Linked DNA regions of Homo sapiens: region 1 is linked to region 2. Evidence: read pairs that join two places in POLR2A ChIA-PET (ENCODE). Cell type or tissue: GM12878. All regions are shown on one strand. Links, peaks and the distances in the headings refer to the core of each region. The heading gives the core; the rest is flanking DNA. Region 1 has its middle 70 kb from the start of KRAS. Region 2 overlaps IRAG2 (inositol 1,4,5-triphosphate receptor associated 2).

Evidence for each region. Peaks named below come from ENCODE experiments on the same cell type or tissue, not always from the same donor. Only the 100,000 strongest peaks of a DNase experiment are listed, where the experiment ranks them.
Region 1: POLR2A ChIA-PET joins it to region 2 with 6 read pairs; 3 of 35 experiments call an interaction of 5 or more read pairs at or near these places.

What each region holds. Positions count from the first base shown.
Region 1 is chr12:25,312,230-25,328,934 of GRCh38, reverse strand. No RefSeq gene overlaps it. Among named protein-coding and RNA genes, the nearest start is that of KRAS, 70 kb to the right of the region's middle. In GM12878, for the core only: no CTCF peak of the experiment used is centred there; DNase peaks (open chromatin) are centred at 7,984, 8,324 and 8,674; H3K27ac peaks cover 1,796 bases.
Region 2 is chr12:25,057,483-25,074,187 of GRCh38, reverse strand. IRAG2 (inositol 1,4,5-triphosphate receptor associated 2) reads right to left here. Exons shown (of 22, transcript NM_001366544.2): 2 at 12,535-12,596; 3 at 11,288-11,368; 4 at 10,372-10,468; 5 at 7,676-7,823; 6 at 4,757-4,838. The coding sequence starts at 4,780. Among named protein-coding and RNA genes, the nearest start is that of IRAG2, 13 kb to the right of the region's middle. In GM12878, for the core only: no CTCF peak of the experiment used is centred there; no DNase peak of the experiment used is centred there; H3K4me3 peaks cover 201 bases.

The DNA.
Region 1 (16,705 bases), core at 3,747-11,746, 260 kb before region 2:
ATCATCAGTCAAATATTAAACATTTGGTGAGTGTTTATGACATGTAAGACAATGCACTAGGCATTGTGCATATTCAAACTAAAAATACAATTCCTCTTTTTAAGATGAGAGTTAAATTGAATACAGATATTACTATGTGTGCTTAATATCGTACAAACAGACATCCGATTTCTGTAGACCTTTGAAGACTGAGCTGTGGAAAAAAAGAAAAACAAATTTTAGAAAATCTGAGCTGAAAGCAATTTGCCAGTCAACATTTTGAGATGATTTGTCTCTGAAGTTATGTGGTTCTCTCTAGATGTATTGATTCTAGTACCTAGTGTATTGTTGTTTACATTGGCATTCGCCAAAATACATTCTAGTTTGAACTGAGCAAAACAAAGTTAACTGGAATTTCTCAAAGCCTTTAATATGGTAATGGGTTTCCTGGACATATTCAACAATGGAAGTTTTTAAATTTTGTTTTGTTTACAGCACGTCTACTAATATCTAAGAGAACCTATGTTTGTTTCCATGTTTGTCTTCTCAGGAGTACAGAAGTCCAAAGATAATTGTTTTTTAATTTTGTGCATTTTTATTGTTGTTGTTTTTAATCTAAAACAATTAAGATAAGCATGCTGTGAATCATCAGAATAACTATCTTATAGCTGAGTAGTGTCACGTGGTTTTGGTGTCCTCGTTTGCATTTCTGCTTCTGAGCAGGTTAATAGCAAGCCAAATGACATCATGCTTTGTTGCACAAGCAAGCAAAGGTTCCCAGCGATTTGAATAGAGGAAAGTGGTAGGAAAATGGAATCATTACATTGAGCATGATTTACTGGCTTGTTGAACTCAAGAGAAAATGTGCTGTAGTGGACAACTCTATGCTAGAGCAGGAGTCTGGAGTGTACATATTATGTTTTATACAGTCCCTCTCATGGCAGTTCATTAACATTAGCATAGTTACAATTTTAAAACTTTAAAAAACTATTCTCTTTTTCTTTAATACATTTATTTATTTATTTATTTATTTATTTATTTATTTATTTATTTGGAGACAGGGTCTCACTCTGTCACCGAGGCTGGAGTGCAGTGGCACGATCTTGGCTCACTGCAACCTCTGCTTCCTGGGATCAAACGATCCTCCCACCTCAGTCTCCCGAGTAGCTGGGACTACAGGTGCGAGCCACCACACCTGGCTAATTTTTGTATTTTTTTGTAGAGATGAGGTTTCACCATGTTCCCCAGGCTGGTCTTGAACTCCTGAGCTTAAGCAATCCACCCACCTAGGCCTCTCAAAATGCTAAGATTACAGGTGTGAGGCTCTGTGCCTGGCCAAAAAACTATTCTCATGTACTCTATTTTGCAGGAAACTATTAAAATTGTTGGCAGAACAAGATAATAAATGATAAACATTAAAAAGAATTTCAAATGCCCAGACAATGGCAGTGAGTCAAGGGATTCCTCGTGTGAGAAAGCAAAGGAATCATGTAGACAAAAACACAAACACATTGTTCTACTATTTAATTCGACGTTGACAGCTTAGTTTCCGCAGAACATCAGTCATCAGATTAATGTTGTAGAGGTATATTGTAATTTGGTTCTGATTTGTTAATTTTCTTTGATTTTATTGTCATATGAAAGCCACAATAATTAAGGAGTTTTCCCTCACCTAATATTTGTATGTGATTTTAAATAATATAATAAAATAATTTAAGTCAATATTTAGAGTCTTCATGGCTCTCTCCCTCTTTACTCAATTTTGAAAAACACTTGATACAGTGAAAATAACCTTCAAATTGAAGTTAAAAAAAGGCTTGAGTTCTAAGTTAACATTTAAATCTGAGTCTCAATTTACTCATCTGTACAACTGGAATAACACCAAAACCACTTTTTCACTGTTGTTGAAGGTACCTTGATCAATGTGTGACGCCTAATAGGTGTTCAATAAATAGTAGTTAATTTTCATTAGTAACATACTGTCAAAATCTGTAACTGTACAGTTTTGTAGCCCAAATCTGAAAATTAGACGTTTTCCACTGGACTACTTAAGACAGTTGTTGGGCAGCAAGATAACCAACCTAAGAACAGAGGAATGGTTTAGCCAGTAAGTGCATCATGATTCTGTATATAAAATAAAGATAAATATATATAAATTGCCGTATATGTAGTACCAAATATACATTTTGGCCAAGTGGCCATGTGTTAAAATCAATATTCAGCAAAGCTGAATGTTATTATCACCATTAGAGAGTCAACTTCTGGGATACAAAAATAAATCAGAAGTGTTATTTTTTAAAACTGTATTATGATTACAATTATATTATTAAAAATTAGACAAATTTTCAGTTTGATATGACAGTTCAGGAACAGTCATTTCTTAGCAAAGTTGGCTAAGATGGTTTTAGCGCCTGCATTTGTGTTACTGGAGAGACGCCCCCTTTCAAGTGGCACATATAATAGCAACACTCACCTTTTCTGTGCAAAGCAGAAAATAATTTTCAGTAACATGTTTTCTGGAAGAAATGTTGTACCTAGGACTCACAGCTTGGGTAAGTCTAAAATATCCTTTATCTTTACATGGTTACAATCTGTAACAATCATTTTAACAAGCTTTTAAAATATTTTTTGAATCCATAGATTCAAAATCCTAAGAAAGTATCTTAAAGCACTCTTATAAAGGCTATTGCTTTGGAGTTTTGAGTAGTGAGTACAAGGTATGTTTTGAGTGACTTCTCTTTCTCTAAGATTCTGTTCTTTCCATCATGTGCTTTATCTTTTTTTTTCTTTTTAGTTTTTCTTTGGCTATCATATGCTTTATCTTTATCATGAGTGTTATTATACATAATTTTAGAGCTTTTCATTTTTGTGAAATTTATAGATGGTAACACTGAATTATTTTAGTTCATTCTGCAAGGTTTAAAGTAATCCCAAATAGGGTCTTTTTTTTCCTGAAAAATGGTCTATGTGGAATTAAATGACTACAGTTAAATGCAATCCTAAAAGTTTATTTTTGTTTAATGTTAAAAATTTCACATCACAAAACAACTCTTAAGATTGGCATTATGATGTAATTTTAACAGTATCTCGATATTTCTGTCTTATGTTATTATTTTTATGCTTATGAACATTTATTTATAAATAATTTGTTATTTTTCCTAACGTTGTCTAGGAATGCCTCCCTTAAAATGTCCACAATCCTTTATGTCCAATTTAAACATCCAAAGCTCTGAGAAATGGAAATATTTTCATAACTCATTTGGCCACAGAATCTGTGTGATCTGATGTGAGGCTTAGTGGGAATGGTCACACATTTTACCACATAGTAATGTGCTACATCGACTTGTTTCCTAACCCCCCGACCCCTGGAAAGGTTGATAAATATAGTACATGCAATCTACTACCTCCCTAAAATCTGAATAGTTCTTCATTTCAAAGGACATATGATCCCAAGGAATTCAGATAAGGGATTATAAATCTATTTTCATAGTAACTGTCAATCCTGTTCTACTTAACTATTTGAAAGCTGTTAATAATTGAGGAACTTTTTTGGTAGATAAAATTAGTAACTTTATAATCATTAATTATTATAGCATTTTACTCTCAGAATAGTAAAAATGCATTTATACTTCAACTGTCAAAACTGGAACAAAGCGCACAAGTGAATTTTTACTCAAAGTACTATCTGGAATACTTACATGATGAGCATTATAATAGAAATCTTATGTATTCATATTATACTATATATAATATTATAATCACTTATATTTGAAAGTGAATATTCAGATATTAATGTTAATCAGAATAACAAACCTTGTTTGTGTTCCTGACATTATATTATAGAGTAGGCATTCAACCATTCTGCCTTTCGAAAGTCAAGGTCAAGTCTGAAACTGAAACCAAACAGTAAATTTTGTCTGAATTCGGAGGCTGAAGCCAGACTTCAGTGTATCCTAAATTATGTATGTATGTGTATTTTCCAATTTTGCTCAAAGACCATTATTACATTTTTAAAAGTGGTTTAGAGTCTCATAAAAATTTAACAGAGTGAACATTGGTAACATTGGAACTTACCTTTCAGAAGTCAAATCTTAGAGCTCTCTTCTTCAGGACTTTTTAAGCCTAAAATTTAGAATTATTATTATTATTGTTTTTTGAGATGGAGTCTCACTCTGTCACCTAGGCTGGAGTGCAGTGGCACAATTTCAGCTCACTGCAACCTCCGCCTCCTGGGTTCAAGTGATTCTCCTGCCTCAGCCTCCCAAGTAGCTGGGATTATAGGTGCACACCACCATGCCCTGCTAATTTTTGTATTTTTAGTAGAAACGGGGTTTCACTATGTTGGCCAGGCTGGTCACGAACTCCTGACCTCAAGTGATCCTCCCACCTCGGCCTCCCAAAATGCTGGGATTACAGGCTTCAGCCACCCTGCCCTGGAATTATTATTATTTTTTTAATCAAGAGAAAAAATAAGACTATCTCTGGGTGGAGGGCTATAGTATATGTGTGGGTAGGGGTAGGGGAAGTCCATGGATAAGCTTCCTTTGGTGGAGCATGGGCTTTGTATCCACACAATCTGTATTCAAATTTCAGTTTCTCTGTTTTCTAGCTGAATGGTCTTGGGAAATTGGCTTATTTTCTAGACAGTTGGTGTCTCCACTTCCAAAACTGAGGCAACAAAATATACCTTTCAGGGTTGTTGATAATATTAAATGGGTTAATTTATGTAACTGTCTAACATAGAGTTACACTATGCATATTACAGAATTTACTGTCACCTAGTAAACAGTAAAACAGTGCATGGCTCTTCCTCAAGGGAAAAAGTTTTGAAGAGGGAAAATGCAAGTGTGTGATTAAACCTCTGCCTTTACTAAACAAACTAAATACATCACTGAGTGCCTCTTCCGTCTTTTCTTTAATCTTGTGCTAGTTACTATGCCCATCCACATATAGAATTATCTGGAGGCCAAAAATATCTGAGCTCCTCAAGATGAAAAGTGTTGTTCTAACCAGTTCTTTCAGCCACATCAAAAATGGGCCACACATGAAAGTTTGATCTCACCATCCCCCTCTCACTTTTTCCCCTTAGCTTTCAGCTAAGACAGCTGCTGGATTCAGCCCTTTTCTGTGTCCCTCAGAGAGCTATGAGAACTGAACCAGAGCAGCTACACACCAGCCATTTCTCCATGACCAGGAAAATCCCTGAGCATGCCCACGACACTAAGCATATCTCTGGAAAATAGATGAGTAGGGAAGCATTTTGCAGTGGGTGGGCTGGAATTCATCCCATTCTGCATGAATTTCAGAGTCTTTCCTTTGAAGTTCAGTCCCTGACCTACAATTTGGAAGAACTGGGAATGTTTCTATTACCGTTATCATCAGTAGTGGTTTTATTGTTACTCACATTATGAAAGATATTTCTTCTTATCTTGAAATAGGGCAAATGAAGTATGAGGAACAATGCTTGAAAGTAAAAATATGCTTCTCATTTTTCTGGGATAATGCTTAGAAAATGTGATGGCCATCTAAGACAAAGCTTACTTAAGTGATTTAACTATCATTTTAAGGAATTCATTTTTTAAAAATCTCATTTATGGTTCATCACTTCAGTATTTTTATGCTGAGTTGCCATATCTTATTTAATTAACTTGCTTATTGTTTTGTGACAATCGTATCCTCTTTTGGTATTCTCACTTTTTACATGAAATAGTAAATATATTTCCTAAGTTCCAGGAAAAAATGAGAACACTTTAAAGAGCTGGAAGTATACTATATCTCACGCTTGATGCCAGTAAAAACAACCCACAAGCCAATAAAGGGAAGACAAAGGAAATGCAGTGTCTGCAATGAGTCATTTAACAATATGGTAGTAAAAGGTAAAAAAGAAAGCCCTGGATTGTTTACACTCTTCTTCTGCCCCTCAAATACCCCATCGAAGCCCTTCAACTTTAGCAGATCATTATTTGCATCTACTTTTTTAAGGAAAGAGAGAGCAGGCAACATGTCCTTTACTGCCTCTACCCTGAATTTCTTCAGATGGCTAAAGAGGAAGAGACTAACCCCCTCTCCAGGGAAAACTCCTCATCTATGCCCTGTTCTCATTCTCTCCAGCCTTCTCCACGGCCTTGCCCTCCATCAGTCATCCTTCTACAAAGTGTCAATCACTCTTGATTCTTCTTGATTTCTCCTTGACCTATTAATGGAAACATGCTGGGTGTTTCCCATCCCCATTTTAATGTCCCCTCTGCTTTTCTACCTTCATTACAAAATGGTCACTTTAAATCTAGGTCTCCCACTCTACAAAAATGGTTCTCCTAAATGTCCCCAGTGGCCTCCCTAAACACAAATTCATTGGACTTTTCTCTATTCTTACCCTCTCTGATCTCGGCAGCATCTGACACTGCTGACACCTACTTCCTGTTGAATTCTCTTCCTTGAAGTCTTAGACTCCCCTCTCTGAACCTTTAACCTCACTGTACCTCACAGATTTTCCTTCACTTCTACTCATTAAATGAAATACTACAAAGAGTCTTTCTTGACCCTCTTTTTATCTTACTCTCTTTGGTGATCTTTTTTGGAAAGCTTATTTACTCAACTTTTTCAACTTTCTGCAAATGACTCCAAAATACGTGTTTCCAGTCCTGACTTCTCTCCTAATTCAGCATCTGAATTTCCAGTTGCCTGCTAAACTGCCATATCTCCAAAACAATTAAAATTTTAAATTTCAAAGCCAAATGAAGCATCTCATCTTTGAAATGTTCTCATCTAAACTAATACATTTTCAGCCTCCAAGAGCATTTGGGAGCACATTCAGCCTCTCCCTTTCTCTCATACCCTACATGAATTTAAACGGTGAAAAAAAAGATGAAACTTTGAAACCAGACTGACTTGGGTTGAATCCCTGTTGTGCCACTTTCCAGAACTGTGACCTCAGGTTAATTGCGTGATCTCCCTGAGTTTCTTCATCTGAATTAATCAGGTACCCATATTTACTCAGCCCAGGTATTGCACCAGTTAAATGAAACAATGTTCACAAAGCACCTTCTATGTGCCTGACGTATCACAGCCAGGCAAATAATTTTTATACATTTTTAGTTTTGCTTACAAATAGTCTCTTTTATTGTAACATTTTCTCTTTTGATATTACTGACATTGTCACCACCTTAGTTTTGCGTCTCATTACCACTTGCCTGATGATTGCAACTTTTCTAAAAATATTTTCTTGCTTATCTCCCAGCCTCCTGTCCATCCTCGTTACTACTGCTAGAACTCCTTCTAGAGCACTATTATCTTGCAATGCTACATGGCTTACAGAATAGATGACAAGCTCCCCATCTTAGTATTTAAGTTTCTCCACAACCTGTTCCTTGTCAACCTTTTAAAATCACGGCTGCATATGCAGTCCCCTGAGCCCAGTGCTTTAGCCAGACTGGACCCTTAATTCGACATTCTTTACTTTCCTAGCTCCTTACTTTTGATCACTCATGCTCTTTGCCAACTGGTGGTGTCTGGTTAGGCCATGTGGCCATGGGGCCAATTGTCTGCATTTATTAAAATGGTACCAAGAGGAAACCACAGGAAATAGCCTTTACTTGACATAAAAACTATGTGCCAGAAACATTTCTAAGTGCTTTGGAGATATTAACTCATTTAATCCTTATAACAACCTTATGAGTTAAGCACTATTAGGATCGTAATTCAGAAGATTAAGAAACTGAAGCATACACAAAAAGTTATGCCAGGTTTCCAAAATCATTATAAATAGCACAGCCAAGCTTCAAATACATATAGCGCAGATAGTTGAAATCGTCAAGAGTCTGTGCTTCACTTATCACTATGCTGACTTTCCTAAAAGTTTGTCCGGAGCAGCACCAACGTAAGTAGTTTTAACTGAGGTTGCCAGTCTCCGTGAAGCTAGACACCAACGATTAGGACCAAAAAGGTCAGGAATGAGATGCATTGATGTGTGAGGAAGTTCAAGGTTGACAGTTGCAAGATGAGCAGATGGGAATTTCCTGAGCCCAAGTTCAGGGGCTCATGACACCTTTAAACACAGTACCCATGACCTCTGTGATGGCCAAGTTGGGAGAGCTAAGGGATCTGACACAAGCAAGTCTGTCTGGTTAACAGTCATCTGTCTCACCCTGTCCCCATGAGGTGAGAGCTTCCTGGGAGGAGGAATTATGCATTCCTAACCTTTGTGGCCTCCTAGTATCTGACATAGCACTCTTATTTAGTCAATACACATCAGGTGCCTATGTGTGTTAGGAACGGTATGGGGTTTGGGACATTTCATGGTTTCTTCCCCCAGAGTTGCTACGGTACTTTTTCTCTGATTTGATCTGTAAATTGTATTTGTACAAGACATGTGATTGCCAAGAGCTTTCTCCACAGTCTTTGCAGAAGCAATATAAATCACCTTAAAACCACAGGGCTTTCTGGAAATGAATTAGGGCTGAGACTTAAAGAACCGACTCTGGGGAATTTTAATTAGAACTGCAAATTCATCACACAGATTCTTTGCCATTTGGTGAATCAAACCTATCCCAATAAAACTGCTGTGCTTGGCTCAATTACAAGTGCTATGCCGTCTCCTCTGTATTCCTTCTGGTATCCTGCATAGTGTCTAAATATAGTAGGTTTGCTATACATGCTAGATGAATGCATGTCTGATGATAAGAAATGCTAGTGAAACTTTCACATCTGAGCACTTCTCGTTTTTGTCTCTGAAGTTTAAAGTTGTTTTCCTCAGGGGGAAAGTTGGCTGGTACAATGGAGAAGTGTCTGGGCTATTGATCACAAGTCTCTAACTCTAGAATTTAGCAAACAACAAAAAAAGTTTGAGATAAATGTCTCTATTTTAAAAGCTTACACAAAGTAAAGTTCATTCTGTACACTATTGACCACCAACCTAGACATTCAATGTTTTCTTCCACTTGGGATAAAAAAAGAGGTTTTCACTGCATTTTCTCCTAAATCATATAATTATAGGGGTTTTGAAATTACTGGACCTAGTCTTTGCCCTTCAGGCAGAAAGTATGTTTAAAATTTTCCCTAAGTAAAAATCATTACAGTTGTGTCTTGAATTTTGTATGTAGCATTAGTTCATAAAGACATAGAGGGAATAGGTACTGGCTTGCTTTATTTGCAGTGTCATGAAGAAGTCAGATGTAGCTAAACCTTTTCTTTTGTGTAGTCCTTGAAGTGGTATAAAAAAGGAATTGATGTGGTTTCATCAGTCCTAAACCAGAATCTGTCCCCAACACTGACCTACTAAGAAAATAAGAAATAAGTCAGCTTGGTTGCTTCTTGTCCATTTATAACCTGAACACTTTTTTAACGGTTAGGGACAACTTTTGATGAAGTAAAGACAAATTTCAGTATCAGCAGAGACTATATTAACACATGCTTTATAGTAATTAAAATAAATTAATGGCAATGATACAATAAAACTCCACTGTTCTTTAAAAAAAAAATTTCCCTGAGCAGATTAGTTTGTCTTGTTTTTAAGATACGTTTAGAGATTGCACAACCACCACCAATAGCCAGTTTAGTGTTTAATAGCCCAAGTCTTCTTTCTTTCTTTCTTTCTTTTTTTTTTGAGATGGAATTTCGCTCTTGTTGCCCAAGCTGGAGTGCGATGGCGTGATCTCGGCTCACTGCAACCTCTGCCTCCTGGGTTCAAGTGATTCTCCTGCCTCAGTCTCCCGAGTACCTGGGATTACTGGCGAGCGCCACCGCGCCCAGCTAATTTTTTTGTATTCTTAGTAGAAATGGGTTTCACCATGTTAGCCAGGCTGATCTCAAACTTCTGACCTCAGGTGATCTGCCCACCTCTACCTCCCAAAGTGCTGGGATTACGGGCATGAGCCACCGCACCTGGCCTCAAGTCTTATTTCTAACCGAAACTTTCCAACCTTTCTTTCTTGTCTCTTCAGTGGAGCTGGAGAACAACTAGGTAACTTTGTGTAATTACTTTATGAAGTCATTTCTTTTTCTCAAGAAAAGACATTTAAAAATTTAGAAAGTATAGTTAGTGAATTATAAACCCCTGCATTACAGTGCCTTCCTGTACATAAAAATGCTTATATTAATATAGAGACAAATAACATGGATATATGTTGTAACTAAACAAATATTTGAGATTGAGTCTTGGTTCTAACTCTTACTAGCTGTATGGTTTTAAAGGAATGTAATATCATCTTTATGAAATTCTGTTTCTTTATGTAATATAATCTTTATGAAATTCTGTTTCTTTATCTAAATTAATGTGCAAAATGAAATCACAATAACTTAACAGAGAGGTTTTCTTATACCATGAAACAATGTTGATTTGGGGATGGGAGCATGCCAGCTTAGCAATAATCCAATACTACTCAATTATCACAGCAGAATAGGAAATTAGACTCGTATGCCTACTTTGTTCATGAGGCTGTAAATTCTTCAGGACAGGGATTCTGCCTTATTAATCTTCATAGCCTCTATTACCTGTGCAATGTACAACATAGGTATTTAGCAAATATGTATGGGATTTAAAAATTGTCTGATTGAAATATTCGTAATACTTTAAATATTAGCTGGGCTGTGCAAAGTGTCTCATACCTATAATCTCAGCACTTTGGGAGGCCAAGGCGGGAGGATCACTTGAGCCCAGGAGTTTGAGGTCAGTCTTGGCAACATAATGAGACAACGTCTCTACAAAAAACTGAAAAATAAAAAATTATCTGGGTGTGGTAGCACGTGCCTGTAGTCCTAGCAACTCAGGAGGCTGAGGTGGGATGATTGCTTGAGCCTGGGAGGTTGAAGCTGCAGTAAGCTGTAATCATACCGCTGCACTCCAGCCTGGGCCAACTAAATAAATAAATGTATGTTAGCTGGTTACCTGAAGGGAGACTTGATATACCAAAATAATTCCTTCTCATCTTCAAGGTGTAGAAAGACATTTTCCTTCTTGTACTTCATATATATCAGCATGAAGATTTTAAATTTATCAACAAACTAAACCCAAATTGAGTAATATAACATGTTCTAAATCCTGGAAACGCTTCTTTGCCCTGAAACTATATGTTCATTCTAAAAGGAGAAAAAAAATAGATCATATAGAGCAACAAGATTAAATATTAGACAAAGAAGGAAGTAAGACATTTGAAAACTGACATGACTGAAGGAAGCAACGCACATTTAAATGGCAAATATTTTACTCCAGGGACTTGGCTAAAGCATTTGAAAATCTAGGGGCCAATTATGTGAACTCTGAAGACTGTCGGGAGGGTAGTTACGACTATGTGGGTGCTGGAAAAGAATATGTCTTTTCTTTGCACAGGCTTCCAGAACTAGTTCTCATGAATGCCTAAAATATTTGTTGTGGTGTTTTATAAAGTCATGTCAGGAGCTTTTTTTTTTCCCCCCTTGCTTTTAGAGAAACTATTGTCCTCTTGAGCTTCTTTTCATAGTGTATATTTTTGGATATTTGTAGCAACTTCATAAATTCTTTTAACTTTTTAGCTTAGCCATGTGATATAAAACTTTTCCATTTAAAATGCAAGTTTACCAAAAGAGAAGGTGTTAATAAGAAAATTTCAGTTTTTCCTCTTTCTTCTGGTTGACCTTGTCAAACAAAAGAACTACTTGAGTTTACCTTCCAAGGTCTTGATTAGGGAATGAATAGACTTTAGACACACACACACATACACACACACACACACACGCACACCCTCTCGCACTCTTTAAACACACAGATATATAGAAAAAGAATTTTTTTTTTTTTTGAGATGGAGTCTCACTCTGTTGCCCAGGCTGGAGTGCAGTAGCGCAATCTCAGCTCACTGTAAGCTCCGCCTCCCGGGTTCACGCCATTCTTCTGCCTCAGCCTACCCAGTAGCTGGGACTACAGGCGCCCGCCACCACGCCAGGCTAATTTTTTTTGTATTTTTAGTAGAGATAGGGTTTCACCATGTTAGCCAGGATGGTCTCGATCTCCTCACCTCGTGATCCGCCCACCTTGGCCTCCCAAAGTGCTGGGATTACAGGCATGAGCCACTACACCCAAGCCATAAAAAATATTTTCCAAAAGGGCTTTTTCTTCTAAAACTCCCTGGGATTGGGTATCTTGCGCCTTTGTTCCAGATGGGCTAATGATCAAAGAACCTGAGGCGATACCAGAACCCACCAACTAGACAATGCTTTTAGGGTGAGCACAATCTATTCGTGACACTTGGGCTACACAAGGCCATTCAGACTCAGCTGCAGGAATTTCTGTCCAATCGTAGAGATTCTTTGTTACTCATCATGAATGCCATCTATCACTCCTCACGGTATAGCACTCCAGGCAGGAAAGCCTCTTGCCATCTCGGGTGCAGAGAATACTGACACAAAGTATGTGAACTACAGATTCAGATGACAGGTATTTTGCAGAGGAAAATACATTATGAGAGATACTTTTCACAGCAAGGGGGATCCTTTGATTGGGGCTTGTCCTCTGGAACCTTCAAACCCTTTTGCAAGTTCTAGATGCCATTTGTATACTTAGCGCAAACCAGGGAGATACAGCCAGAGTTAAATCTGTGAGTGGAAATTAACTTGGAATCACTTTTTGTTTGTTTGTTTCAATAGGTTTTGGGGGAACAGGTGGTATTTGGTTACATGAATAAGTTCTTTGGTGGTGATTTCTGAGACTTTGATACACCCATCATGCAAGCAGTATACACCATACCCAAAGTGATCTTTTATTCCTAACTCCCTTTCCACCCTTTGCCATGAGTCCCCAAAGCCCATTGTATCATTCTTTTTTGTTTTGTTTGTTTGTTTTTTTGTTTTTTATTGAGACAAGCTCTTGCTCTGTCACCCAGGCTGGAGTGCAATGGTGCAATCTCTAGTCACTGAAACTTCTGTATCATTTTTTTTTTTTTGAGACAGAGCCTCTCTCTGTCGCCCAGTCATGATCTCGGCTCACTGCAACCTCTGCCTCTGGGTTCGAGCAATTCTCTTGCCTCAGCCTCCTCAGTAGCTGGGATTACAGGCCTGCTCAACCATGCTGGGTAATTTTTGTATTTTTAATAGAGACAGGGTTTTGCCATGTTGGGCAGCCTCGTCTCGAACTCCTGACCTCAAGTGATCCTCCCACCGCGGCTTCCCAAAGTGCTGAGATTGCAGGCCTGAGCCACTGTGCCTGGCCAAAAACTTGTATCATTCTTATGCTTTTGTGCCTTCATAGCTTAGCTCCCCCTTATGAGTGAGAACATATGATGTTTGGCTTTCCATTCCTCAGTTAATTCACTCAGAATAATGGTCACCAATTCAATCCAGATTGCTGCAAATGCTATTATTTTGTTCCTTTTTATGGCTGAGAAATATTTCATGGTATATACATATATACCACATTTTGTTTATCCACTTGTTAATTGATGAGCATTTGGGCTGATTCCATATTTTTGCAATTGTGAATTGTTCTGCTATAAACATGCATGTGCAAGTATCTTTTTCATATAATGACCTCTTTTCCTCTGGGTAGGTACCCAGTAGGGGGACTGCTGGATCAAATGGTAGTTCTACTTTTAGTTCTTTAAGGAATCTCCACACTGTTTTCCATAGTGGTTGTACTAGTTTACTTTCCCACCAACAGTATAAAAGTGTTCCTTTTTCACCACATCCACGCCAACATCTATTATTATTTTTTGATTTTTTGATTATGGATATTCTTTAAGGAGTAAGGTGGTATCACATTGTGGTATTGATTTCCATTTCCCTGATAAATAGTGATGTTGAGCATTTTTTCATACGTTTGTTGGCCATTTGTATATCTTGTTTTGAGAATTGTGTATTCATGTCCTTAGCCCACTTTTTGATGGGATTGTTTGTTTTGTTCTTGCTGATTTGAGTTCCTTGTAGATTCTGGATATTAGTCCTTTGTTGGATATATAGATTGAGGAGATTTTCTCTCACTCTATGGGTAGTCTGTCTGCTCTACTGATTATTTCTTTTGCTGTGCAGAAAGCTTTTTAGTTTAATTAGGTCCCATCTATTTATCTTTGTTTTTGTTGCATTTGCTTTTTGGTTCTTACTCATTAAGTCTTTGCCTAAGCCAATATCTAGAAGGGATTTTTCCAATGCTATCTTCTAGAAATTTTATGGTTTCAGGTCTTAGATTTAAGTTTTTGATCCATCTTGAGTTGATTTTTGTATAGGATGAGAGATGAGGATCCAGTTTCATTCTTCTATATGTGGCTTGCCAATTATCTAAGCACCATTTGTTGAATAGGATGTCCTTTCCCCACTTTATGTTTTTGCTTGCTTTGACAAAGATCAGTTTACTGTAGATATTTGGCTTTATTTCTGGATTCTCTATACTATTCCATTGGTCTATGTGCCTATTTTTACACCAGCACCATCCAGTTTTGGTGACTATGGCCTTACAGTATAGTTTGAAGTTGGGTAATGTAATGCCTCCAGATTTGTTCTTTCTGCTTAGTCTTGCTTTGGCTATGTGGGCTCTTTTTTGATTTCATATGAATTTTAGGATTTTTTTCTAGTTCTGTGAAGAATGATGATGATATTTTGATGGGAATTGCATCGAATTTGTAGATTGCTTTTGACAGTGTGGTCATTTTCACCATATTGATTCTACCCATCCATGAGCATGGGATGTGTTTCCATTTGTTTACATCATCTATGATTTCTTTCAGTGGTGTTTTGTAGATTTCCTTGTAGAGGTCTTTCACCTCCTTGCCTCCTTGGTTAAGTATATTCCGAAGTTTTTTTTTTGGTTTTTTTTTTTTTTTGCAGCTATTGTAAAAGGGGTTCAGTTTCTTATTTGATTCTCAGCTTGCTCACTGTTCTAACAGAGCTATAGCAGAGCTGCTGATTTGTGTACATTAATTTTGTATCCTGAAACTTTGATGGATTCATTTACCAGCTCTAGGAGCTTTTTGGATGAGTCTTCAGGGTTTTCTAGGTATATGATCATGTCATCAGCAGACAACAACAGTTTGATTTCCTCATTACCAATTTGGATGCCCTTTATTTCTTTCTGTTGTCTAATTATTCTGGCTAGGACTTCCAGTGTTATGTTGGATAGAAGTGGTAAAAGTGGGCATCCTTGTTGTATTAGTCAGGGTTCTCTAGAGGGACAGAACAAACAGGACAAATGTACATATGAAGGGGAGTTTATTAAGGAGTACTGACTCATATGATCACAAGGTGAAGTCCCACAATAGGCCATCTGTGAACTGAGGAGCAAGAAAGCCAGTCTGAGTCCCAAAACCTCAGAAGCAGGGAAGCCAACAGGGCAGCCTTCAGTCTGTAGTCAAAGGCCTGAGAGCCCCCTGGCAAATCACTGGTGTAAGTCCGAGAGTCCAAAAGCTGAAGAACCTGGAGTCTGATGTTCGAGGGCAGGAAGCGTCCAGCACAGGAGAAAGATGAAGACTGAAAGACACAGCAAGTCTAGTCCTTCCAACTTTTTCTGCCTGCTTTATTCTAGCTGTACTGGCAGCTGATTAGATGGTGCCCACCCAGATTGAGGGTGGGTCTGTCTCTCCCAGTCTACTGACTCAAATGTTAATCTCCTTTGGAAACACCCTCACAGACACACCCAGGAACAACTCTTTGCATCCTTTGATCCAATCAAGTTGATACTCGATATTAACCATCTCAAGTCCACCCCTTGTCAACTTGAACCCATACACATCTCCTGCAATCATACATAATTTTCAAATAAAGACAATAATAAGGTCATAGTTATGCCTAACATAATAGGGCTATCCTTCATACAATCAGAATTACACTAATCCTTAATCTAAATGCTATTACATAAAGTTAACAATACTTAAATACTGATATGAAGTCAAGAAATCTTATGTCACATGATAAAGGAAAAAGAAAGAAAATAAAATGAAGATATTTTCTTAGTACAAGTGTATACATGCACAAACATGTTCCTAACAAAATAAGGAGGAAATCCGTATGACAATTACAGTCCTCTTTTCTGCAACTGGTCATGTGGTTGTAGCTAGTATTGATGACTACCTTCTTCTACCACCCATTCTGTATTCCTTTTGCCTTCAGGAAGCACCTCAGTGGGTCACAGTTTTTTACCTGATGGAGTGGCCCAAACCTTCATTCCTAAATGGTCTGGGCCATTTGTAGTCCTGCCTGATTTGGGTTGTTGTAGTTTCCCATTGACCTTAATCACAGGGCATGGTAATACTAAGAGACACCCTAAGGGATCTCTTGTATTCCACACATACTCTTCCCTACCTCCATCATGGACTCCCTTACCTCCATAGTAGACCGACTTCATAGTGGTAATCTGGGCCAATCACCACAGCCAATACTGTAACTCCCTTCTTAGCCTGTTGACTTAGGGATAGGAGGAGCCCAAAGTGTCCAGGTGGCAATCTTAACTTCCAGTTTAATGGAATCATTGTGTCTCCTGGTAGTTGCATTCCTCCTTCTGGAACTAAGACCTCTAGACTAGCAGAACACAATGTTGCAGGAACAGGAAGCAAAAATTTTGCTAGTGGGTCACTAGGGGTGATGGTAAGTGATGCCATTTCCACTTCCACCCCCTGATTCCTGGACCCATGAATCCTGGCTGGCTATGGGAGAAACAGTACCACATATTGGATGCTGATTCAGGGCATACATAGCCTTCTGGAGAACTTAAACCTAGCCCTGCAAAGTACTGTCACCTAGTTGGCGTTGTAATTGTGACTTCAAAAGGCCATTCCAC
Region 2 (16,705 bases), core at 4,014-12,013:
ATGTAAAGTATTTGTGTGTGTTTATTTGAATCCTCAAAAGAACTATGAAAATCAATGTCTATTTCACAGGGGACACAGCAAATTCAGACAGGTTAGGTCATGTGTCCAAGTTCACACAGCTAATAAGTAATAAAGCCAGTCTTCAATCTAGATGTGCTTCATTCTACAGCCTATGCTATGTGGCTAAAGATTCTAGAGCATTACTAGGAAAAATTTCAGATAAATACAAAAGTAGACAAAACAAAGAATCTAATGAATCCTGGTATATCCGTCATGCAGATTCAACAATTACCAACCTATGGCCAATCTTGTTTCAAACTCTCACCCTCTAAACCTTGTTTTGAAGCAAATGGCAGACATCATAACATTTTTATCCGTAAATATTTCAGAATGAATCTCCAAAAGATAAGGACTGGAAATAATTTGTTTCCTTCTTTCCTAACTACACCAGAATATCCCAAATAAACTAATTTATTGGGTGAATAAAGAAGTTCTTTCTTCCTCAAGAATGTCCCAAACAGGGCTCCAAATTATTTTACTTTGAGATGTTCTTTTTGAGACATTAACCTTGTTAGCGTTCTTTGCTCTCCCAAAGACCTGCTTATGAATAATGATGTTCACTTTTATATTGCACTGTGCCTTCTGGGAAAGATATTAGAAGACAGCTTCCTCTGTGAATATGGGGAAGGAACAGAAAGTAAATCTCAAGTTCTTAGGAGCACCAGCCCAAGAAATGAGTCAGAAAGCAGTAAGCTAATTGAGTGCTCACTCTCAGTGTTTTAAACAGACGTTGTAGTGAGTACAACCTAAATAAATAGGCATTCAACAAATATTATTGGGCAGCTACTGTATATAATCCTATGCAGGGTGCTACATGCGCATTGGTTAATGGCCAAATAAAGGTACTGTCCAGCAATTTTATCACCTAATACACAAATAAATATAAGAAAATAAATAACTACAATGCAAACCAGCATACAGATGACAAGAAATGTGGGGCACAGAGAATTACAAGGGTCTTAAAGAAGGAAGTGAGCTTAGTTTTTTTCTGAGTTGGATCATTGAGAAATGAGGAAACAGGCCTGAAAACACGACTTTCCCAGACTCACACAGAGGCCAACCCACAGAAAAACCTCATCTCCCCACTCTTAATCCATTATGATTTCCACCTCAAGAAGGACTGGAGATGCTTGAATGTCAACATTTTATGCTACCACAAAAAAAGTTTTTATTGGTTTTTGAAATGGGGCTTGACAGTCTAATAGAATTTTGATAAATGGAAAAGCATACATTGTTCTGGGCAAAGAAAACAGCACAAACACGTTTGCGTGATATATTCTGACAATATAGGCTACCTGGTTTGGCTGACGTACAGGCACAACCATACACAACAATGGGGAAATAAAGGTAAAAAGGTAGACTGCAACCAGTTTAGAGAGGGACTCCAATACCAGGTCAAGTTGTTTGTTATAAGGCTGTAGAGATTGACAGAATCCATCATTTAGAGACAAGGAGTTAAGAAAACACCCATCGTCTGGGGTGTCCACTGGGATGATAAACATATATTATGTTTTTAAAATAATTTATATCTTATATTTTACTCTAATTCCCTGTAATTATTACCAATGACAATGCTTAGAAAAGCGTTTTCTAAGGAGAGCTTTCTATTTTCTTAAGAGATAATGTGAGTATAAAATGATGGTAGGTGGGGAGTTGCTCAAGGGACAAGGGTCAGAGGCAGAGAGTACAGTTACCAGGCTGTTGAGATTCTCCAGTGGAGCAGAAACCTGGAATGGGAAGGTTGAGAATTGGTGGGATCAGTCAGAAGGTGCAGCCAACAGACTAATTCCTGGGCTGTTGCAAACTACAGAAGACACAAGAAAATCTTCAGGGAACTTACAGGAGCATGTGACTGGAGGCTCGATTGTGATGTCTGTTAGCACCTATTTCTTTTTTTTCTTTTTCTTTCTTTTTTTTTCTTTTGAGATGGAGTTTCGCTCTTGTCGCCCAAGCTGGAGAACAATGGCACGATCTCGGCTCACTCAACCTCCTCCTTCCGGATTCAAGTGATTCTCCTGCCTCAGCCTCCCAAGGAGCTGGTTTTACAGGCGCCTGCCACCATGCCTGGCTAATTTTTGTATTTTTTAGTAGAAATTGGGTTTCACTACATTGGCCAGGCTGGTCTCAAACTCCTGACCTCAGGTGATCCACCTGCCTCGGTCTCCCAAAGTGCTGGGATTACAGGCGTGTGCCACTGCGCCCAGCCCAGCTCCTATTTCTTAATGGGTGTGAAGCACAGACAAAACCACGCAGTCACATATCCTAATAAGAGTCAATATGGAGGTCCTTTTAGATATAAAAGGCAGTACATTTCTTAGCCAAAAAAAAAAAAAAATACTTTCAAGGTAATGCTAAGTAATTATGATTAAAATGTCTAAATTCAGTGTACTAAGAGTAGCCATGACAAAGGCCTGTATCCTTTGAAGCTGGACAAATCTGAATTTTAATCCCAGGTTTGTTATTTATTAATTGAGTGATCATGGGCAAGTTATTTAACTCCCTCAACTTCAGTTGCCTCCTTTGTAAAAAGCAGAGAAGTGTGGAGCAGATTAATCACATGGCATGTGGGAATGCTTTTGTACAAAGTTCCTGGCACACAACTGATATTTGTTTCTTCCTTCTTCTTGGTAAACTCGGTGCCAGATAAAAGGGAAATTACTAATAACCAAACATCCTGTAAGCTTCCAAGTTCAACTTCCTTTACTAAAACTTTATAAGAATTGCTAGGTAAGAGCAAGATATATTTTTAAAAATTTTCAATTTATTTTTATTTTTATTTTTTGAGATGGAGTCTTTTCCTGTTACCCAGGCTGGAGTGCAGTGGCGCAATCTCGGCTCACTGCAACCTCTGCCTCCTGGGCTCAAGCAATTCTCCTGCCTCAGCCTTCCAAGTAGCTGGGAGTATAGGTGCCCGCCACCTAATTTTTGTATTTTTAGTAAAGATGGGGTTTCACCATATTGGCCAGGTTGTTCTTGAGCTCCTGACCTCAAGTGATCCGCCCACCTTGGCCTCTAGGTAAGAGCAAAATAGATTCATTTCCTTTTTCTTAGCTGCTCAGACAGGTATTTATGAACAAAAACAATGCCATATACCCACTCAACAGGAAGAATAACAACAACTTGTACAATTCAATAGTGAAAAGAAATATAATCCCATCTTTAAAATGAGCAAAGGATCTGAGTAGACTTGTCTCCAAAGAAGTTATACAAATGGCCAACAAACACATGAAAAGATGTTCATTATTAATCATGAGAGAAATGCAAATCAAAAATACAGTGAGGTATCACTTTGCACCCACAAAGATGGCTTTAATAAAAAATAGGCAAATATTTAATGAGGATACAGAGAAACCGGAATCTTCATACATTGCTGTTGGAAATGTAAAAGGATATAGCCACCCTCGAAGTCTGTTTTGCAGTTCCTCAAAAACATTAAACATAGAGTTACCATATGATGCAGTAACTCTGCCACAGGAATACACCCAAAAGAATTAAAAACATGTTTACACAAAAACCAATACACTGATGCTCATAATAGCATCACTTGCAATAGCCAAAAAGTAAAAACAACTCAAATGCCCATCAGCTGATGAATGGAAAAACAAAATGTGGTGTGTATCTATACAGTGGAATATTATTGAGCCATAAAAATGAATGAAGTACTGATATCATGCTATGACATGGATGAATCTTGAGAACCTTATGCTGAGAACCTTGAGAACCTTAACTGAAAGAAGCTGGGCACAGAAGGCCATATATTGTATGAATCCATTTATATGAGATGTCCAGAATAGGCAAATCTATAGGACAGAAAGTAGATTAGTGGTTGCCTCCAGCTGGGGGTTGGGGACAGGAGGAAATAGGGAGAGACTACCAATGGGTACGCAGTTTATTTCTGGGGTGATCAAAGTATTCTAAGACCGATTGTGGTGATGGTTGTACAACTCTGTGAATATACTGAAAGTCATTTAAGTGAATAATTTAAATTAATGAATTGTCTGGTGGGTGAATTATATCTCAATTAAAATGTAAAAGAAAGAAGAATGATGGACTGCCAGATCCTGAAACAGAACTGCCTGCTCTGTTTGATTGAGAAGATCACGAGGCTCAGGGTGCAGACTGTGGAAGGCATTCCAACCACATCTCAATGATAGAGACAGTGACCTAAGTGACCTTCTCAGGTCATTTAGCATTATTCTCTTCTTGGGTAGAAAAGTGGCATTAGCACCTAACTTTGCCAATTAATACCTTACTACTCTCCATGGGCATGGCCGTGCTTTGTGGTCTTTGACAAAGGGTACCAGCCCCTCAAAGATTATCCAGCCTCGACCTCAATTCTTGGAGAATCAATGGGATCTGAGGCTTCTTACAGTCATTCGTGAATTTAAGTCCCAAACCAGCCTGCCTCTCAAACAAAAAGTTTAGCTCACTTCATTGAAATCTCTTTTTGGTTCTATAACCCACAGTGCATACTAAACACAGGGTAGAAAGCCCTCATATTAAATAATTTTAATTTCTTGACTTCAAAGGTTGCTATTTCTCATGCATCTGAGTTTTGGAATAGCAGACTCAGACTTGCTACAAGAATATCCATAATACTTAAAAAATAAAAAAGACAGGGAAAAAGAATACCCATAGAAGAAGAACAGGATATGGTAATACTGAAAATGAAACCAAAATCCAGTCCAACACTCACTTCCATACTTGGGTCATCATTCATCCTGATGCAGCCTGAGAGATTCGTTCCTGGGCTGGGGCCACTTGTGGGGCCTGGGCACCTGGCAGTAGGAAGTAGAGTTATTTACTACAGGTGAAAAAACTGCAAATCTTAGCAGATACTAAACTATAACATGGTTCTCACTCCCCTACGCCCAGTCCTAATTTTATCAAATTTCTAATTAAGTTCATGGTTTAAGTAACACATAATGAAAGAGAGTTCCCACCTCCATCAGAGAGAGGTTACAAACAACAGAGAATCCAGTCAAAAATGAAAATGAAGCATTTGCAATTCAAAGCCATCCTTCCTCACCCTCAATATAGAAGGGAAATTTTATTGAGGTAGATTAGGCCCTCACAAAATGCACTGACATTTTTTAATGTTTCCTAAGGAAGATGAGTCTGTATACTTAAAAAGGCAGGTGCAAATGAGCACCGAAGGAGGATGAGGGCAGGGACAGGTATAGGTTCCCAAAGGCTTGTTAACCTTGAGTGTGAAAGAAACAGAAATAGGATCAAAACCTGTCTAAGTTAACTTAGGAGGATGTCGTTGATATTGTGATCAATGCCCCCAGTTCCTGAGACAGACCTCCTAAAATCCTTGTAGACAGAGGTGCTAGGGGAATCTTTACTCTAATATTTGGTCTCTGATCCTGGTTCCTGATACGGAGTGTCTAAGACCTTGTAATTTCCCGAGTGATAGGAGTGTTTGACGCGAAGCTCCTGAATCTCTTGAAATTTCCTGAGTATTACGAGCATCTTCTGTTCTAACGCGGTATCTCTTGGTGGGCTTCTGGATAGCCTCAGGATGAGGGGCTGGTTGCCAGGGGAACCAATCTGTGGTTTGAGCGTTGGAACTTTCAACTCCACCCTGCCAAGCTCCTGGGAGGGGAGGGGGCTGAGGTGATCACCAATGGCCAATGATTTAATCAATCGTGCCTAGTAAAGCCTCCATAAAAACCTGAAAGGACAGCACTTGGAAAGCTTCTGATTTGGTGAACTAAAACATAGCCATGTGCTGGGAAGATGGCACACCCCAACTCCACAAAGACAGACCCTCCTGTGCTCGAGACATTTCCAAACCTTTCCGATGTATCTCTTCATCTGGCTGTTCATTTGTATCCTTTAAAATAGACTTTGTCACCTGGCACAGTGGCTCACACCTGTAATCCCAGCATGTTGGGCGGCTGAGATGGGAGGATCACTTGAGTCCAGGAGTTCAAGACCAGCCTGGGCAACATGGAGAAACCTTGTCTCTGTGAAAAATACAAGGTCAAGTGCTGTGGCTCACACCTGTAATCCCAGCACTTTGGGAGGCTGAGGTGGGTGGATCACCTGAGGTCAGGAGTTCAAGACCAGCCTGGCAAACATGGCGAAACCTTGTCTCTACTAAAAATTCAAAAATCAGCTGGGCATGGTGGCAAGGGCCTGTAATCCCAGCTACTTGGGAGACTGAGGCAGGAGGATTGCTTGAACCCGGGAGGCAGAGGTTGCAGTGAGCCGAGATCATGCCACTGCACTCCAGCCTGGGCAACAGAGTGAGACTCTGTCTCAAAAAACAAACAAAAAAACAAAAATTAGCGGGGTGTGGTGGCAGGCACCTGTGGTCTCAGCTACTCAGAAGGCTGAGGTGAGACAATCACCTGAGCCCAGGAAGTCAAGGTTTCAGTGAGCCCAAATTACTATTGTACTCTAGCCTGGGTGACAGAGTGAGATCCTGCCTCCAAAAAAATAAATTTAAATAAATAAATAAATGAATAAAATAAACTTTGTAGTAAGTGGATAAATGTAAGGAAAGTGTTTCCCCGAGTTCTGTGAGCTACTCTAGCAAATTATTTGAACCCAAGAAGGGGATCTTGGCAACCCCCAATTTATAGAGAGTTGGTCAGAAGCACAGGTCACAGTCTGGAACCTGCAAGGGGCATCTCAAGCAGGGACCAGCCTTGTGGAACTGAGCCCTTAACCTGTGGAATCGGATGCTATTTCCAGGTAGATAACGTTGGAATTGAACTGAATTACTGGACGCCCATTTCATGTCGGCTGGAGAAGTGATTGGTGTGTGGAAAATTGCTTGGAGTGTGGGGAAAAAAACCCCCACACATCTGGTATCAGAAGTGTGGTATTGAGACTACAGTAGGAAAAAACACTCCATTGGTGAGTGTGTTTTTCCTTTAGATTAGAAGATTAGTCTGTGTACTTAAAGAGGAAGAGGGTAGGGTGCAGGGACAAGGACAGGTTCCCAAAGATGTGTTAACTTTGAATGTGAAAGAAAGAGAATTATGATCAAAATCTACCTATGTTAACTTAGCAGTCTACGGTATAGTCCTAAAAAGTGGAAACATTTTAGGTAGTCTAATTTGTCTTTTAAGCTTTAGAGTGGTATTATGAAATTCAAGAAAAGCAAGAAAACTACACTTCAAGAAAACTACAGCAATAACTTTATCTCAAAATTGTAAATTTTCGGCTGGGCGTGGTGGCTCACACCTGTAATCCCAGCACTTTGGGAGGCCGAGGAGGGCAGATCACTTGAGGCCAAGAGTTCGAGACCAGCCTGGCCAACGTGGCAAAACCCCATCTCTACTAAAAATACAAAAACTAGCTGGGCATGGTGGCATGCGTCTGTAGTCCCAGCTACTTGGAAGGCTGAGGCATGAGAATTGCTTGACCTCGGGAGGCAGCCGAGATCACATCACTGCACTCCAGTGTGGGCAAGAGAGCGAGATTCCATCTCAAAAAAAAAAAAAAAGAAAGAAAGAAATTGTAAATTTTCAGGAAGTTAGAGAAGTTCGACAATAAAGATGTGATCTCACGTTATGAAAATCTGACCAATTAAAATGTTAGGCAATGGGAATGGGCCACCCATGAGGAGTAGAGTAAGTAAATTTTGCTCTTAACCTACTTGTGTTGTCTTTTTACATCCAAAGCACCATCCTTTACTTCTCCATATGTGGGCCTTTCACACAGAGTGTGGATTTGGTTGGCTACACCTGAGAAAGGTGTTGATTCCAGGGTTGGAACTGCTGTAAAACTATCCAGAGATAAGGCATCTGCAGTAGAACAGAAAAAAATAAAAATAGAGACCAATTTCTGGTTCAAACTATATTGAAGCATAAAGTCTTTCCTTCTTGAGAGACTGAAAAAGTGAAAGTTAACCCGCTTCTATTCACATTTTAACATAAACTCCCTTGATGCCTAATCACAGAGGGTAAAAACGTCAAATGCTTAATTTTAACAAAGCATTTGGGAATGATAGTAATATTAATATATATAAAATAATTTTAGTTCTAATAATAATATTTACAAAATAATAATTTCAAAAAAGTTTTTTTAAGTGTGGGAGAGGTCAGAAAACCCCTGCCCACTAAGCAACTAGAGAGGTTAACAATCTACAGCCAGCGGGTGAAAATCCAGCCAGCTGCCTGTTTTTGTAAAGTTTCACTGTAGCCAGATGTGGTGGCTCACGCCTGTAATCCCAGCACTTTAGGAGTCCGAGGCAGGTTGATTGCTTGAGCTCAGGAGTTTGAGACCAGCCTGGGCAACATGGCAAACCCCCATCTCTACAAAAATGACAAAAATTAACTGGGTGTGATGGCATGTGCCTGTAGTCCCAGCTACTTGGGGGGCTAAGGCAGGAGAATCATTTGAGCCCAAGAGGTTGAGGCTGCAGTGAGCCGTGTTCGTGCCACTAAATGACAAAGTGAGACCCTGTCTCAAAAAATAAATAAAGTTTTACTGGAACACGGCTGCACCCATTTGTTCACACATTGTCCATGGCTGTTTGTGTGATGCAACAGTAAAGTTGAGTAGTTACAGCAGAAACTAAAATATTTACTATCGGGTCTTTTACAGAACAATTTTGCAGCCTCCAGAAGAGAAAAGCATTAGACATGGTAATTAGAACCCATCAAAGAATGGTAGGGGAAATAGGTTGAGATCACAAATCATTTATTAGGGAAAACCATCTTGTTATGTGTGTTTCTGAGTATAGGAAGCAGCAGAGTTTAATAGAAAAAACATAGGGTTTAGGGTCAATCAGAAATTTTTGGTTCAGATCCTGGCTCTGCCACATACCAGTTGTGTGATCTTGAATAAATAACTAAGCCACTCTGAGCCTCAGTTTGCTTATGTATAAAGTGACAGATGACCTTGGGCAAATTATTAACTCAATGTTCCTCTGTTTCCTTATCTTTTGAATGGTAATTATATTAACATCTACCTCACAGGGATGTGTTGAGGATTAAATGAGTTAATAGATATGTTAAGAGCATAGAACTGTGTCTGGCACATAGCAAGCATTCTTTCTCTCTCTCTTTTTTTTTTTTGAGACTGAGTCTCACTGCGACACCCAGGCTGGAATGTGATGGTACAATCTCGGCTCACTGCAACCTCCAATTCCTGGGTTCAAGTGACTCTCCTGCCTCAGCCTCCTGAGTAGCTGGGACTACAGGTGTGCACCACCATGCCCAGCTAATTTTTGTATTTTTAGTAGAGACGAGGTTTCACCATATTGGCCAGGCTGGTCTCCAACTCCTGACCTCAAGCAATCCGCCCACCTCGGCCTCCCAAAGTGCAGGAATTACAGGCTTGAGCCACTGCACCTGGCCAGCAAGCACTGTTTAAGTACTCCCACTGTTGGTGGTGGTTATTGTTACTGAGTTATTGCAAGTAATCTCTAAAAAGCACTAATTTATACTGCCTGACACAAAATAGACACTCCATTAGTATTAGTAGTTTTTCCTTCTCAAATTTAAATGATCCACAAATCACTCTACTTTTTCTCTTTATTCCTTCTTAAATTTACTTTGATAATCATTTCTTTTTGTCATTTCAGAACTAGACGTTAATTTTAGCTTTTAACTGCATCCATGTTATCCTGAGAGGTGTCACTACTTTGACCACTTCTTGGAATAAAGCTCTTTCTCTTGGCATTGAGTATAAATTTGACCCACAACCCAATTTTCCTTCTCCAAATGTCTCTTCTACTGTATCTCAACCCAAAACCTTTCATTTTCAAAATGACTTGCCTACCTTTGGCTCTTTTTCAAACACTTAAGGCTTTTGATTCTTACTTCTCTTCTTATTTTTTTTGTTTTGTTTGCTCATGTTACTCTCACCCATTAGAATACTTTTTTGATGTTTTTTGCTTTTCCAAAGCCAACTAATCTTTCAAGGCCAGTTCAACTCTAACCTCTTCCATGGAATCATCTTTGACTTCTCTGAGTCCAGGTCTTGTCTCCTTGCTAGTCTGTGAGCTACTTTAGGACTTATTCTTTTTTGTTTGTTTGTTTTAGAGATGTTGCCCGGGCTGGTCTCGAATTCCTGGGCTCAAGCAACCCACCTGCTGTGGCCTCCCAAGGTGCTGGGATTATAGGCATGAGCCCCCGTGCCTGGCCAGGACTTATTCTTTATCATGCATAATATGTTGCCTTGCACAGAGCAGGTACTCAAATATATATTGATTGACTGAATTCAGGGGTAAATATACACGTATTCAACAATTCTTCCTATACAAATGTAATAATAACTAGTTATTTTCCCTTTCAAATAGAACTCTACCCCTACTTGTGTCTGAGCAGGTATAGAAGGGGGGCTTACCCAGCAGAGGTGTGTACCAGCACGTATGTTTCAAGGTCAGGGGTGTCTGATGTATTCTTGCTTCTTGACCACCATATAGTTTGTGGCAACACTGCTTCTGAACAGAAAACCAAGTAGTATTAGCCATCTAAAGGAATGTAACATATATTTCATAATCTACTACCTCCATTTCAAAGGTGGAAAGAATATCACTAGTCTCAAGTGACCCTGTGAGAGAGATCAAGAAGAAAATAAATTCTGTCAAGTAAAAAAGCTTTCAAGTGTTTGATCAAAAGGTATACATATGAGTAACTTATGATTCTTATTTAAAAGTCACAATTTAGTAATCTAGGAGAATGCTAACATCATCAACTCCAAATAATTGACACTTTGATGTAAACAAAGGCTTTGAGGAAAGAGGTATAGGTGAGGAATAAACTTAGTTACATAATTCTTCGTGATACTGCAATTAAAAAAAGTAAAACAGGCCGGGTGCGGTGGTTCATGCCTGTAATCCCAGCACTTTGGGAGGCCAAGGTAGGTGGATCACTTCAGGTCACCAGCCTGGCCAACATGGGGAAACCCCATCTCTACTAAAAATACAAAAATTAGCCGGGCGTGGTGGTGTATGACTGTAATCCCAGCTACTCCGGAGGCTGAGGCAGGAGAATCTCTTGAACCCAGGAGGCGGAGGTTGCAGTGAGCTGAGATTGCACCACTGCACTCCAGCCTGGGCGACAAAGGACCAACTAGGTTTGTGTGTGTGTATGTGTACATTTACAAAAACACGTATCTGTTGCCTCACTTGATAATCTCTTGATAAAAGCAATATATGCAGTTCTAAGACTACTGATACATACTGGATTTAGCTTTCTATTACAGGATAGTTGTTGATTCACAATTACTACCTAAATAATTTCAAAAAGCTCGCAATTACCAATTTTTCTTGAAGAGGTTGTTGAATTGCATCTGCGCAGGACAGGGAATCATAGTGAGGAAATTCCTCATCTAAAAAGCTCTGTCAAGAGAAAATGGTAGAGTGTATTCAAAGACAGAATGATGAAAGAGTCAAAGATCCCAAACACATTAGACTTAATAGAAGATATGACACTACCCAAAGTGGGTGAAATTGACAAGTTCTTTTTGTATTCTACTCCAAGGGAACACATTTGTAATTTTAAACCTCCCATTGTATTTGCCCCATTACTTGATCTAGGAATGAAATCTGAAGATCGGGAACAAGAAACTGAATGGCTTTGTCACTGAAATCTGTAGGCAGAGGCTAAAGAAGCTTGTTAGAGATGCAACTCAGAGTAGTGAAAATGGTGTCTGTGAAAATTTGATAGCTATAAAATTATTGCCTTAATCCAAGAGGTAGATTCACATCTATCATAGTTATATTATAATAGAAAATGTTGTTGGTGTTCTTGAGATGATTAAAGCATCTTTAGATATGGAGGTTTTTCCAGCTCAACTTATTGCAGAGGGCTTTTCAGGCACTCTGCCTAGCTTAATCTTCCACATGGTTTTTTTTTTCCTGCTTTAACAGATGTGTCTGCATGATGCCCTAGAAACAGATACATGCAAATATCACCCTTCTTTCTTTCCTCCTCCATCATCTTCCTCCAGTGCCAACCTTGCTGCCTTGCTGTTCCCTTATGTTCTTCATTTCTGAACAAAAAGGAGATTCACCAAGTATCACAAGGGAAGGAAATACACTTTACCAGGGATATCTTGAGATGACCCATACAGAAAGAAATAGAAAGTTTAATTCAAATATGAGAAAGAAAAAAGAGACAGTAACCATCAAAGCCTATTCAAGAATACTCAAAATTTCAGCATATTATAAATTGAATGATATGCCCTTACTATCAGAAAGGAGGTCCCCAAGACTGAAAAACTGGCTGTTCGCTAATAGATATAGTGGTGGGGCAAAGAAAATTCTGAAATGCTTCCTCTCTAGAAGATATTATCAGTAGCCACTCACTAATGTAAGATCTCCTTTCTTATTTTGCTAAATACTTTAAGTGCAGAAGAGAACAAAGTCCACCAAAACATTTTCTTCTAAACTGGTTATTTAATTTAATGATTAAAGTCATTGTCTGTTATAAATTAGCTTCAAAACCTTACATGAATTGAACAACTTCCTCCACAGTAACTGAACACATATCAGAGATATTTTACCTGAAACAGCAAGCCATGGTGTTCCCCTTCAATGAACTCCTTTTGAAGTGACTCAATTGTTGCTACAAAGAGAATTTATAACCAGCTCAATATGACCATTTTAATTTAATTAATTAATGAATTTATTTCAAGACAGGATTTGGTTCTATTGCCCAGATTGGAGTGCAGTGGCATGATCTCACCTCACTGCAAACTCTGCCTCCTGGGCTGAAGCCATCCTCCTGTTTCAACCTCCCAAGTAGCTGGAATTACAGGCACATGCCACCCACACTCAGCTAGTTTTGGTATTTTTTGTAGAGATGGGTTTCACCATGTTGTCTAGACTGGTCTCAAACTCCTGAGTTCAGGTGATCCACCCACCCCGGCCTCCCACAGTGCTGGGATTACAGGCATGAGCCACTATGCCCAGTATGAGCATATTTAACCTTGTCTCCTTTAATTCATTTCATTGCTTCAAAAACTTTTAATGGCTTTAAATTTGGGGCCTCAAGAAAAGGAAAGGGAAAATAATGATTTCTGAGAATGGCACTCTCAACTTATGACTCGGGAAAAATGGAAAACCAGGCTAGAACAGATAAGCCATTATCTCCCTTGGGTATTTAAATTTTACTTTGATAGATACATGTGAATTGTCTTCTAGAAGTGAGTCACAGAATTGTCTAATCTTAAGCTAAGAATACATCTTAGGCCTGGTGCAGTGGCTCACACCTCTAATTTCAGCTCTTTGAGAGACCAAGGTGGGTGGATCATTTTAGGCCAGTACTTTGGGACTAGCCTGGCCAACAGGACAAAACCCCATCTCTACTAAAAAAAAAAAATACAAAAATTAGCTGGGTGTGGTGGCGCATGCCTGTAATCCTAGCTACTTGGGAGGCTGAGGCAGGAGAATCACTTGAACCTGGGAGGTGAAGGTTGCAGTGAGCCAAGATCATGCCACTGCACTCCAGGGCGAGACTCCCTCTCAAAAAAAAAAAAAAAAAAAAAAGAAAATACATTTTAGAGGTCATTCAGTCTGACCTCCTACTGATAAAGAAATCCTATCTCCAATAAGCCTCTGCTTGAGCCCTCAAATTACAGCCCTAGGATCCCAGAATCCTACAAGTAGATCTCAGATCATGAGAACACTGATGTGCAGACGATTGAAAAGGTAACTGGTAAATCATGGAGCTGAGATTAGACTCATGGAACAGAGCTTAACTCAGGGTATCATTCTGTGAAACTAAAAATATTTGTTTTTCTGCTTAAGTAAAATCTCTAAAGGTCTTATGCCTGGAATAATGGAAATGGGGGAAAAGTACCTAATATTTAACTAGCTCTTTGATGTACATAATAACATATTATTTATTTGACAAATCCTACTCTCTGAAACATAGCCAAAACCAGAAAATAAACCCAAATCTTTTGAACAACTAGAATAGATACTGATATTTATGCCCTTTATTCACGTGGCAAACCTCACACTTCAACTCAAGCAGTGGGCTCTGGGTATATACATAATTTTCACCAGTTTGACTGCCTTCTCAGCCCAAAGAAGATTAAAAGCAAAACTTAAACAAGGATATAAGGAGCTCTGCTAGATGGAAGCATATTAATAGCTACCACTTTTTTTTAAAATCACTAACAGCCAGGAAAATTATTAACAGCAGATACTCTGGCATCCAAAATACATAGAAATCTGGTGCTTCTTATTTTATAAACCAACAGTTTTATATCTTAATAGCCTGGAGAAATTCTGAGTCATGAGCATAATGCTAATGAAAAGAAGTACATAATCTAATTTTTAATTTTTTTCAGGAAAAAGGCTCTAAAAGCTTCAATTATGTAGAAAATTACCTATGTAAATTTTTTATTTTATAGGACTTTTTTTTGGTAAAAATAACTTACTTCTCAATCAAGCTTGACATAGTGTTACTAGGCCCACTAGGAGCAAAACAGATGTTTGTTTTTCAAACATCTCCCTCACATAGGAAGAAAAGCATATTTTTAAAAGAGTATTTCTAGGCTGGGTGCGGTGGCTCATGCCTGTAATCCCAGCATTTTGGGAGACCGAGGCAGATGGGTCACCTGAGGTCGGGAGTTCGAGACCAGCCTGAACAACATGGTGAAACCTTGTCTCTACTAAAAATACAAAAAAATTAGCCAGGCATGGTAGCACACACCTGTAGTCCCACCTACTCAGGAGGCTGAGGCAGGAGAATTGCTTGAACCCGGGAGGCGGAGGTTGCAGTGAGCCGAGATCAAGCCATTGCACTCCAGCTCTGGGTGACAGAGCAAGACTCTGTCTCAGGGGAAAAAAAAATAAGTATTTCTAACCTACAAAAGTAATTTAAAATTTATTTCTTATTAATACTTAGGACCCTGGTAAAGATGAAATTTTTAAAAAATTCTGTCTTAACTGTATTAAGAAGGAAGGCCCTGTGCTCCTTCTGATCTACATCTAAACAATAGCAACCAAAGCAATAAGAAGTGGCCATCGTGTGTTTCTGAAGGTCGTGTATCTCCAAAATACAAATTCAGAATACTATCTTACAATTGCCAATGAAGCCGTGTTTCAGAAGCGATGATGAGCTAGTATAAGATTGTCTAAATTGCCCATCTGCTTGCTCACCAGGCAATCTTGGGTTTTAGAAACAGTCTATCTTGAAGCATTCAAATTGAAAGCCTTATTTCAACAGATGTTTTGTGCAATGCATAGCAACTATTTCCATATTTTCCACATGGCAAAACAAGTTGGCTTATGACCACAATTTGCATTCACCTTTGCATTCTGCTTTACATGTTTGGAGTTGGACCTGTAATGCCTCTAGAACAAATATATGCTTCATATAGAAGGAAGTAAAACAATGGCTACTGTATCCCCTGCTGTTGCCATCTGCCATGTAGGATGGGACCAGGTGTCTTGGATACATTGCCTCTGAAGAAAGTTGAGATAAAGCAACTTTCTAAATGACTAAGCAATGAGGTCTCAGGCAAAGGCCCCACAATTAATTGCCTGTTGAAAATGAAAATTATAACATTATTAGAGCCGTTATCATGTTAGCTATCAATGATGGATGACATTTATAGAGTACGGGGCTTGTATAATACTATCTATACTGGAAAAAACCTCATGTTCTGTAAAATTGTATATTAAAAATATCAGGGTTCATTAAAGAACCCCAGACTAAGATCAACTATTCATAGCACATATCTGTCAAAGGACTTATATCCAAGAATAAAAGGACAGAAAACTTAATTTTAAAATGGGTGAAAGACTTAGACACTTCACAAAGAAGATATACAATGGCCAATCAGCACAAGAAAAAGGTCCCAACATCATTACATCTGAAAAATATATATTAAAATCACAATGAAATACCCATTTAGTAGAGTGGCTAAAATGACAAAGATTAACACTACCAAATACTGAAGATGTGGAACACTAAAACCACCCACACTGCTGGTGGGAGCGTGAAATGCTATAAAAACTACCGAAAACCATTTGACAGTTTCTTAAAAAGTGACAGTCACAGCTATGCTATGTCCTAACAGTTCTACTCCTAGATATTTATTCTAGGTGAAATAAAAACATATGTGCACACAAAGACTTGTACACAGACGTTCATAGCAGCTTTGTCCGTCGTAACCCCAAACTGCATATACTGCAGATATCCAATAACAGCAGGAAAAACAATCAAATTTTGGAATATTCATACAAGGAAATACAACTCAATAATAAAAAACTACTACTAAGAAACACAACATAATCCCATCATGCTGACAGAAAAAAGACAAACACACAAAAAAGTACATACTGTGTAACTGAGTTCTAGAACAGGCTAAGCTAACCTATCAGACCAGTGGTTGTTCCTTAGGGTGCTAGAGGTGGAGGCGGGGCATTGACTGGGAAGTTGCACAAGGGAAGTTTCTGGGGTGATAGAAATTCCGTGTTTTGATGTGTATTTATCTACCTGGTTGAATAGTATACTCGAGATCTGAACATTTTATGACATGTTAAATACATTAATAAAAAAGAAGTTAAAAGTATAAGAACAAAATAATGCAGGGATTATGAGAGAAATAGGGTTAAGAAGAAACCACTAAAAAAATACATGCAGCTGGGCAGAGTGGCTCATGCCTGTAATCCCAAAACTTTGGGAGGCTGAGGCAGGAGGATTGCTTGAGCCCAGGA